Regions from separate parts of the Homo sapiens genome. Here region 1 is linked to region 2. A link is an interaction called in ENCODE POLR2A ChIA-PET data of the cell type or tissue named here. Cell type or tissue: MCF 10A. All regions are shown on one strand. Links, peaks and the distances in the headings refer to the core of each region. The heading gives the core; the rest is flanking DNA. Region 1 overlaps PAX5 (paired box 5). Region 2 overlaps PAX5 (paired box 5).

Region 1 (5,373 bases), core at 296-5,295, 67 kb after region 2:
CCAGCGTGGGTCTGCTCTCATGCTGAAAGGTGCCCTTACTCAAGGCCTTGTCTGACCCCTGCCCCCACCAGTGCACTGCTGCCCTAGACTAGACTTCATCCGTCACGTCAAGCTCCCACCCATGTGAGGAATGAGGCCAGACTAAAGACCATGAAGCAGTGAGATGTGGTGTCACCAAGACTCAGTCAGAAGTCAATGCTTCCTCAACTGTACTTATCTGGGGACAACTGCAATGCAGGGCTGACATTTGAACAAAGATAGCAGCTTTGAGTTTTGGCCTTTCGGATCCCTCGTAGAAGTCAACAGGCTCAGAGGACCCAGCATCCTCTATAGGAAGGGCCTTCGGAGGCAGCTCATGAGCCCTCTGAGAAAATGGATTCCCCACCAATTTTGACCCAAGAGGATACTGTAGGCTGGGCCACAGCCTGAGTGACCAGATACCCCCACATGTGGGCCAAGGCAGAAGTTGGTCTCTCTGACCAACGTTCCCCAGCCTGAAGCCTAGGCCCCTCCTCTGGCAGCCCATGACCTTGGCCTTCCACAAGACAGGTGCCTGCTCCTGCCCACAGGACATCATCCTCAGAGACCCTTCTCCCATCATGGCCCATCCCCATGGGGACCATTCCCACAAGGTCACCTAGACTAGCAGGTATGGGAGCTCACGGCCCAGTCTATCTGCCCAGCAGTGTTCTTCCATTGGTCAGCACCCACCAAATGATCCTTTTCTCAAAGGTTCTATGCACACACACACATGCACACACACATGCACACGCACACGCACACCAGGAAAGATGGCTCAGTTTTTCCTACTCAGCTGTGGCTCTGCCCAGTCATCCTGGTCCCAGTCACTCTTGCTAAAGCATGACGTGGGCCTTGGTCCCCAGGACACCACCAAGTTCCTCCTTGTCAGAAGGGGCCCATCCACTTTCAAGAGCTTCTCCCTCCACCAGCTTCAGTTATACTTCCCAGCCCTGACCCTGCCAGCCGGGCCCAAAACTCAGTGAAACCTCCTTCCTGTCAGCCATCTCCTAACAACTCCCGCTGAGGCCTGGCTCTGTCCCCAGCAGGGCAGTGCCCAGCTCCTCCGGCCCACCCAGGCTGCTCCATCAGATCCCCTCAACTCTGCCCCTCTAGGGGGCGTCTCTTCAGCCAGCCAGGCCATCCTCCCAGAGGAGTCCTCAGGCTTGATCCCTCTCCCCCGGGACTCATGGGCCAGGCTCTTTCCACAGCTCAGAGCCCAAAGTTCAGAGAGGGTGGCTCCACTGAGGGCCCCTGGGGGCAAGGTCACTGTCTGGTCACCCAGTAGAGCCCAGCACAGAGTAAAGGCTCAGGGCACACAGGCCCTCAAGTGTACACACAGGGGGTGTTAGGAGACCCTCCCCCTGAGGACACCACACAGACTCAGCACAGGCAGCCTCGCTGGACACGCGCCCCTCTCTGCAGTCTCCCCAGAAGCAGACTGGCTGCGTCCTGCTCTGGTTCTTTGAGAGTCAGCCATAGCCTCTGCCAGCTGAGCCTGTAAGGATATCTAGGCTGCCAGGCGCCGTGGCTCATGCCTGTAATTCTGGCACCTGGGAGGCCGAGGTGGGTGGACTGCCCTCGAAGGGCTGCGAGCTGGGCAGAGCCTGCCTCTCCGGGCATTCACCCTGTCCCGCGATTCCCCTCACCACTCTCACCCCACCAGCACCTCGCTTGCTTTCTTTACTAGGGAAATAATGGCAATAGTGTCTGTCATTTCCTTAAGAAGGATTTGGACACTCCAAAACACATAATTAGTTATTCATTGGTTTAACAAATATTGATAAAATATTTACTCTGTATCAGGTAATATTTTTTAAGTAAATATATTTTAAAAATAAACAAAAACAGGGGATACAGTGATGACCAAGACAAGCCTCTCTCTCTCCAGTCTAGAGAGGGCAGCCCACTTTAGTCAAGTGATCACAGGAATAAACATAGGATTACAAACAACGGTGACTGATGCTAGGGTGAAAAGAGAGCATAAAAATATATCCATGTGACCATGTGTAATGGAGAGGGGAGTGGCCTCCTGTGGGAGGAATCAGGGAAGTCTCCAAGAGGAACTGCATGGAACCGTGAGGAGTGACCAGGGAGAGGGGATGGGGCAGAGAGGGTGCCAGACTGAGGAGATGCTCGTACAAAGGCCCTGAGAGAAGGGGGTGAAAGGAACAGAGGGAGAGAGGGAAGAGGCCCCAGGAGAATCTGGAGAGGCTGGGAGGGATTGAGCCAGACAGCCCCAGGGGCCAGAGAGAGGATCTGAGCCTTGCTGCAGGAGTCTTGAGGAGCTACGGGAAGGGCTGGGGAAACATGTGCCCTCCACATTTCTCAGTCCCAGGGCCCGAATCGCTCGTTCCTTCAGGTCAGGCCATGCTTTCTAAACTCTGCTCCCAAGCCTCCTCTTTTGGTAGAAACTAGGGGCCAGGGGAGGTAGGAGCTTGCATTTGTGGGTGTTTGAAGGTGGATCTGCTGAGTCACCTGTTCAGCCGCAGGTGATTCACTGTGCCCATATGGAATGGAAACCATCTCCCATGGACACGGGCATTGTTCTCCAGACACAGCCAGAAGCACACATGTCTCCTCCTCCAGGATGCCTTCCTTCATGCCCCAGCTGGTCCTCCAGCTCCCATTCTTAGGGCTCTGACCACTTTCTCCCTTATTTTAGGAACCACATCCCCTGGGCCCTTCACTCCCACACTGTGCTATGAGCTACCTTCGGGGTAAAGGTGGGAGGTAATTCATCTCTCTCTCCTCCAAAGCGAATATCTGTGGAATAAATGAATGAATTGGTACTACCTGTGACAAGTGTGACAAGCACCATCACTCTGCATGTCTGTCTGAAAATGTCAGGATCCCTCCATTTGACCTCACACATTCATCATTCTTCCCTCCACCAAGCTTAGTGAGTGCTAATGCCAGGGACACAGTGATGGGCAAAAGCTGAGCCAGCCATTGTCCTCATGGAGTTATGTCCAGAGGAGGTGGCAAACAGTAACTGAAAAATAATCGGACTAGTAAAGGTACAAGTATCAACCAAGATAAGTACTCTGACTGAAAAGGCGCATGGTCTTAAGAGGGGACCCTCTGTCCTGCCTCTGGTGTCGCACACAGTGGGTACTCAGTGAGAATGAACCAACAAACAGATTATATGCTCAGAGACAGCTATAAAAATTAATCCCAAAACTCAGCCCTTGCACAAGGGCAGGTCTGAACCTCCAGGCCTCCAGTGTAAGCTTCCGTAGCATTTCTCATCTGCACCATGAAGATGCTGTCTGACTTAATTGGAGAATGTGGTCTTGGAGGCAGGCTACAGAAATGCTCAGACCCATTTTATTCCAGGGAGAAAAGTCTGAACTCACAAAGTGAATGGTATGCTTAAATATATGGACAGACACGGGCAAAAGTACAAAGGTGTACAGGGGGCATGGTATCTTTAAATCTTTTTTTTCTACTCCAAGTCAAATAATATGTAATAGACCCAGTGCTGGGCTTAGTCAACCATGGCTCGTAGAATTAACATTCTGGAAGCTAGCTTCAGGGGAGCAAGGGGCAGGAAGCCCCGTCTCGGGGAGCAAAGAAATGCTGGCTTTAAATTTCAGGTTAAACCAATGTTATTCACAACCCAGCTTTGAAGCTAAAAGCTTTACACAATCGGGTCTGGTCACGCAAAAAGGGAAGAAGCAAAATAGCCTCAGATTCCCATCTGTCAAGAGAAAGCTGTCTCTTGTGTGTCTTAAAAGATCATAAACCCATTGCATTTTCTTCAGAGCACAGCAGATTCAGGGGTTTTGCATTTTTCTTGGAGGGTTCTGGTTTGTTTCTTTAAAAATCATCATGCGCTTTATGTCTGCAGATGCTCACTAGGAGGAAAATATAAAAACAAACAGGAATCTCTGAAATCCCTCCTAGCATCATGGCTTTTGGGATGTAACCCCATCTGGAGGCTGAAGAGCCCCAGGAAAAGAGGCTAGAGCCGCCAGGTCAGCCTCCAGCCTTTCTCAGAGTCCAGTTTCTCTGCAGAACCCAGGCCAAAGCCAGAGCCCTTATACAGCTTCCTTCATCCTCACAGCTGCTCCTTAGCATGGCAGGGCCGTGGCAGGGCCCAGTGGGAAAAGGGTTGGGAGCCAGCAGTCCCGGGTTCTAGCCCCAGCTCTGCTGTTACTTGCTGTGTGGGCCCAGGCAAGTTCCTCTCCCTCTCTGAGCCTCAGAGACCCCAGTAGTAAGCTAAGGTAGCTGAGTTGGTCATTTCTAACCCCTTTCTCCACCAAAATCCACCTAGATTTTTGTGTGCTAAGTAGTATTAAATGAGCATTGACTTATTTTCCCATTTTGGTTGTTGTGCAGTCTTTATAGGGGACTCCCTGGCTATGATCCATCCCACCGCTAAGAGACTGCCTGAGCCAACCAAGGGGATCCCATCCTCTTGAATGAGCACTCCTGTGATGAGAGGCCTGTTGGTTGGGGGTGGTGGGAGTGCTGGGGGAAAGTCAGAGACAGGAATAAATCCTTTTTCTTCACAGGGATATATTTACTCTTAAGCTGTTTGAAACTATGAAAATAGGCTGGGCACGGTGGCTTATGCCTATAATCCCAGCACTTTGGGAGGCCGAGGCAGGCAAATCACTTGAGGTCAGGAGTTCGAGACCAGCCTGGCCAACATGGTGAAACCCCGTCTCTACTAAAAATAGAAAAATTAGCCAGGCGTGGTGGCGGGAGCCTGTAATCCCAGCTACTCAGGAGGCTGAGGCACGAGAATCTCTTGAACCCAGGAGACGGAGGTTGCAGTGAGCCGAGATTGTGCCATTGTACTCCAGCCTGGCTGACAGAGCGAGATTCAGTCTCAAAAAAAAAAAGAAGAAAGAAAGAAAGAAAAGGAAAGGAAAGGAACGGAACGGAACGGAAAGGAAAGGAAAGGAAAGGAAAGGAAAGGAAAGGAAAGGAAAGGAAAGAAAAGGAAAGGAAAGGAAAGGAAAGGAAAGGAAAGGAAAGGAAAGGAAAGGAAAAACTGTGAAAATAACTCCCAGATCCCATTCCTGTTTTATGCACTACAACACCCCCACCTTACCCCAGGGTCCAGGGCTGTCTCTAGATCGGCCCAGTTTGCTGCTTGTAACCACAGGCCTCTGGCACTGCCTGCATGCCTAGACTTGCCTCCCTTGTGAAGATGGGGGACAGAGCAGGTCCTGATGGTCATCTGCCACAGGAGTACAGAGCTGGGGTGACTGGCAAGATGAAATGATGTGACTTGGGGCATTTTTCCAGTTTGGGTCAAGTGAGTCCAATGAGCTTGGAATTGGCATCTTCAGGTGGCTGCAATGGCTAATTCTCAAAACAACCTATAAAGTAGACACCCAC
Region 2 (5,373 bases), core at 148-5,147:
CTCAGGGACCTGGGCCCTCCCTCATCTCCAGCTGCTTTCTTCACTCATCCTTTATCATGCTGTTCCTTCTGCCTGGAATGCTCTTCCCTCACCTGTTTCCCCAGCCTGGTTAATTCCTGCTCATTTCCGTGTGCTCAAGTGTCACCTCCCTCAGGAAGCCCTCCCACCCAGCCTCGGGAAGTGGCCCCCGTTGTGCACCTGTGACATCTGTCACATGCCTCTCCTTATCATTTCACCTTTTAAAAACATTTACTGAGCACTTTTGATGAGCCAAGAGCCTAGCTTAGAAACCCACGTGCATGATTTCATTTAACCCTAGAACAACCCTCAGAACAACCCAATGAGGAGAGTGTTAGCCTCACTTCCAGGTGAGGAAATGGCGTATCAGAAAATGTAAGTGTCCTTCCCAGGGTCAGCCGCTAAAAGGTAGGGGGGTCTGGGATTGGAGCCCAGCGCTGTCCGACCCCACGCCCTAAACACCTAATGGTGATGCTCTGTTGCTTCACCCCAGGGAGCTCCTGTCACCAGCCCAGGTGGCATAACCCTGGCCAAGGAACATCGCCTTGCTGAGCCTCAGCTTCCTCTTCTGTAAAACGAGGGTCAAGTCTTTCCCTGCTGCCCTCCCAAGATGGTAGGAGGATCTGAAAAATAACAGATGTAAAATCACTTAGTAAACTGTAGAGAGTGGTGCACATGCAAAGAAGGCATTAGCATACTTTCAGGGCTTGTCTCACCAAACAATTTCCTTGCTCACATTAGAATGAAAGGCCTTCTATCTGCTGCTTCTTTTAGAGTAAGGGTGAGGGAGGGCTCCCATCCCCTCCCTAGACCAGGGTGTCCCTGTGATTTTTAAATTCACTATCTAGCTGTCCCTATCCCCCCTCCCAAAACACAATTGTGATAGTCAAGCAAAGAAAGGTGAGAGAAAGAAGAAAATCCATAAAGGCTCGGCAAAGCGGTGGCGGTGGAATTCTCCAGCTCCTGACCACCAGTTAGTGACGTCAGGATTTATAACTGTATTAAATGGTCTGACAGGCAGCCTTGATATATCAGTTCCCCCTTCTTCCCAAATCACAGACAATAAAAGCTTTGGCAGTGAAAGTCATTCATCATCATAAAGACCTGAGACATCCCAGTCATCAATTTCACTCACATCCTTAATACACTGGAGAGAGTGCAGGAGTTGAGCACCTCAAAAAGGGAGGAGGAAGAAAACACGAAGGAAGATTGAACAGGAATAATTACAAAGGTCAAAGAAGGGATTCATCCGGGAGGGTGCCGTGGGCAGAGCCTGTCCCTGCTGGAAGTGTGCTCAGGCCACAGAGAAACTAGGCCACTGATGGGCCCAGCCCTTAGAGAGGCCCTGAAGCCCAGGTGGAGAGGGGCCAAAATAGGCTGCAGGATCCGAGTGGGGAGTGTTGGGGGCATGGGAAGCCACACCCTGGCTCCATGGCCTTAGGCTGGGTTTCACCAGGGCCTTTTATTCCATCAGCCTCATTAGCACAAGACGGATTTTAAAATAATGAAGCCACAGGTATCTGTTTGAAATCTACCCCCACCCACACTGGCACAGACGGCTATTTGTGCCAACCATGGTTTTCTTTTGGGCAACACCTTTTGAGCAACTATAACATTCGGGGCTGATATTAGTGGTTGTGAAAGACCCCATAAGGCTGCCAATCCAGCTAGAAAAGAGTAGCTGCCCAGAGCCCTAAGTGCAGCCTCTGGCTTCACCCCTCCCCTTCCCCCAAATCCAGTCACCTGGATCACACCTGCTGGCCTGCCCCGGGACCTGGGCCGAGGTTCCCCACCCCTCACCACCAGCACTTGGCATCCTTCCTCCTCTCAGGCAGGCCGGGCAATGGAGGATAAGAAAGCAGGAACTCCATGGGGTGCAGGTGTGAAGAACTGGGGACTTCACGACTTGTTCCTGAAGAGAACCAGACCTAAGTGGCATGATCCTTACCCTGGCACTTGGCCTTCTCTCTCCCAGACCAAGGAAGGAGGAAGAAAGTCTGTTTAAGAAAAGCAGTTGGCTGGGAAGGGTGGCTCACATATGTGGTCCCGGCTACTCAGGAGGCTGAGGTGGGAGCATCACTTGAGCCCAGGAATTTGAGACCAACCTGGGCAACAGAGTGAGACCCCATCTCTAAAATATTTGTTTTTAAGTAATGACAATTATCTTTCTTATGCTTTTATTTTTTGCTTGAAAGCAAAAGAACAGAAGAAAGCTTTGGTCTAGGTGGGGAGTTTCTTGAAGCACAGGGCTCCCCACAATGGACAACACACAGCCTGAGGGCTGGGAGGCTGCACAGCAGGGGCTGAGAGCCCTGAGGCTGCTGGGGCATGTCCAGGTGGCCTGGCCCAGGCAGGAACATGAAAGAATACACAGCATGTTTCCCAAGAAAGAAGGAGCAATCATACCTGCTGTGTCTGCCCATCCACTCACCAAACCTTCACCCAGGACCTGCTAAGGCCTGGTCAGGCTGCATGAGGTCTGTCTGAGCAGGAGGCTGACCTAAGGGGATGCCAGCTTTTCAGGGGTGAGTCAACCCACTACCCTTCAATCAGATATCACCCAAGAAGCCCCATCAGTCCCGGCCCCTACACGTGGCCTGAAATCCACCTATCAGCTCTGTTCTTCAGATAGGGGTCTGTCCAACTCAGACTTCCTCTGGCACACTTCCAGGCTGCCATGACTCACCAGGCTTTATGAGAATAGTGTGGCTTAGAGGTCAAGTGTGTGGTCTGTGGAGTCTGACTGCCGGCATTTAAAACCTGGCTACACCACTTACAAGCTGTGTGACCTTGAGCAAGTTTCTATGCTTCTCTGTGCCTCAGTTACTGCACCAGTGAAATGAGGATGAGAAGAGTGACTCCCACAAAGGGTTGTTATGCAGATTAGACAAGCTATTAATAAGTCAAGGGCTTAGAACAATGCATGGTGCAGAGGGAGTGGATGGGAGCATCAGCTATCACTCCTGCTGGTGACTCTTGGCTCATGGGACCCTAGCTTGGGCCTGCCTCTCTAGCTGTTCAGGATTGAAACCAACTCTGGGGGAAGAGCTCCCTAGTCCCCTATCCTACACACCAGCCCCCTAAATAGGCTGCTGGGCCACACTATCCTTAACATGGGCATGTGACCCCATCTTGAACCTGGGTTCACAGAGGCATACGAAAGGAACTAATGGGTCTGAAAAGGCAAACACTTCTCTGGATGGGTTCATCCAGACAGGCAGCAGGTGCCCCTAAGCATTCATGCCAGAAACAACCTTACTAAACATTTATAGATGATCTCAGGGTGGGAGTAGAAGTTCTATGGCCTCACAGATAATGAAAATAAAAGCTAATAGAGATAAATTAGAGAGAGATTTTTTTCCTGAGCTGTGAACTTGGCCAAGAAAAAAAAAAGGCAGCAGACTAGTAGAAGCTAATGCATTTGGGAAGAAATAATAATTATGATAATATCTTGAATTCAAATGTGACTTTATGCTAATCAAAGATATGTATGTGAGTGTGTGAATCATGTCAATAACCTTGACAATGACCTAGAAGGGTGGAGTGCTGCGTGATTAGTAACGACCAATCATAGCAGACAGCTCGTTGGTTTATTAATTCATCCATTCATTCATTCAATAAACACTTCCTGAGTACATACTATATTCCAAGTCCCATACTAGGCTGTGCTGGAGAAGGCAGAGACAATTCAGAATCTTGTAGACTAAGAAGAAAGTTAGGCTGGACACAAAGAATTATAAATCAAGGCACAATGGGCTAACAGGCATAATGGTGGGCTGATCAAGGGCAATATGACTTCTGACTGTAGGGTAATTGAGGAGGGCTTCCTAGAGGAGGCAGCACTTGGGGAGTGCTCCAAGGAGACATGCACTGAAGGCACATGGGCAGGGACTGTCAGGCCTGCTGGTTCTTAAATCCCTCAGCAGTGTTGTGAGATCCTTTCACAGGCAAAGTCCTGGACCAGCTCATCTTCACTTTCCTGCCGGGGAGGCCGGACCCCTGGCACAGTCAAGGTGGCCGGCTCTCCATGAGCTCACAAGAAAGGGCCCAGCCCCTTACAGCTTCTGGGCCATTGTCACACACTTTCTTTCATGTGCACTTCACCATAGTCCCGTAAGGGAAGAATGAGCCAGGATTTATAATTCCCACTGGGCAGACGGCAAAACTGAGGTTCAGAGAGGGGAAGGGAATTCTCAAAGTTACCAGGAGTTATGGCAGAGCTGGGATGAAGACCTGTGAGCCTGACTCCAAATCAGGCCCCTCTCTCCCTTTCACAGCAGACTGCCGCCACCTCTGGGCAAATGACAGAAGCACCCGAAGTACAGGAACCAGCAAGACCAAAGGCTTGGAGTCAGGGACTCCGCATGGCTGAGTTGAAAGATGGCAAAAAGACGGGCCTGGATAAAGGTTCCACTGGGCAGCTTCATAGATAGGCAGATAGAGGGCAGTGGATCAACCAGGCTGAGAAAGGAGGATAGGAGAGGGAAAAAAAAGACCCACTCTGCAAGGACAAAGGCTGAGTTCCACATGGAGGAAAGAGCACTAGAATAGGAGTCAAGGGATATGGGCTCCAGAGGTGTCTGACTTTGGGAGAACTTGAGTTCTCAGTCTCAGCCTCCCCATCTGTTCAATGATGGAATTGCACCTGGTGATCCCTAGGGTTTATCCAGCACCTATATTCCAAAGTCTCTTGACTCTAGGGAGGGCACAAATTATCTCAACACTGGGGCAGATGGAGGAGACAGAGTGAGAACCAGCCAGTGCTCACAGAGAGAGTGGAGAAAGAACAGGCAGAAACGGAGCAAAAGAGGTGCCCAGTGCCCTCACAGATGATGGGTCATCCAGGGGAACTACAGGACACACGGTGCTCAAGGAGGCTTTTATATTTGGCCCTGGAGATGTGGTAGACAGAAGAATAATCCACCCCCCACCCCAGGATGTCTACATCCTAATTCCCAGAACCTGTGACTATGTGACCTTACATGGCAAAAGGGACTTTGCAGATGTGATTAAATTGAGGTATTTGCGATGTGGAGAGCGTGTGGATCACCCAGGTGAGCCCAATGTAACCACAAGAGATTTTAGAAACAGGGGCAAGGGGGTCAGAGTCACAGACAGAAGATGTGGCAGCAGAAGCAGAGGCCAAGGAGGAGAGAAGATGCTACTCTGCTGGCTTTGAAGATGGAGGAAGGGGCCATGAGCCAAGGAATTTGTGTGTCCTCTAGAAGCTGGAAAAGGCAAGGAAACGAATTTTACCCCAGGGCTTCCAGAAGGAACACAGCCCACCACTCTTTGATTTTAGGACTTCTGACCTCCAGAACTTTACAATAATACATTTGCATTGTTTTAGCCCCT

What was found. ChIA-PET counts read pairs that join two places held together with the same protein. Peaks named below come from ENCODE experiments on the same cell type or tissue, not always from the same donor. Only the 100,000 strongest peaks of a DNase experiment are listed, where the experiment ranks them.
Region 1: POLR2A ChIA-PET joins it to region 2 with 8 read pairs; 5 of 35 experiments call an interaction of 5 or more read pairs at or near these places.

Annotation. Positions count from the first base shown.
Region 1 is chr9:36,968,168-36,973,540 of GRCh38, forward strand. All of the region lies in intron 5 of PAX5 (paired box 5), which reads right to left. Among named protein-coding and RNA genes, the nearest start is that of PAX5, 63 kb to the right of the region's middle. In MCF 10A, for the core only: no CTCF peak of the experiment used is centred there; no DNase peak of the experiment used is centred there.
Region 2 is chr9:36,901,214-36,906,586 of GRCh38, forward strand. The region is part of intron 7 of PAX5 (paired box 5); the gene reads right to left. Among named protein-coding and RNA genes, the nearest start is that of MIR4476, 10 kb to the left of the region's middle. In MCF 10A, for the core only: no CTCF peak of the experiment used is centred there; a DNase peak (open chromatin) is centred at 2,688.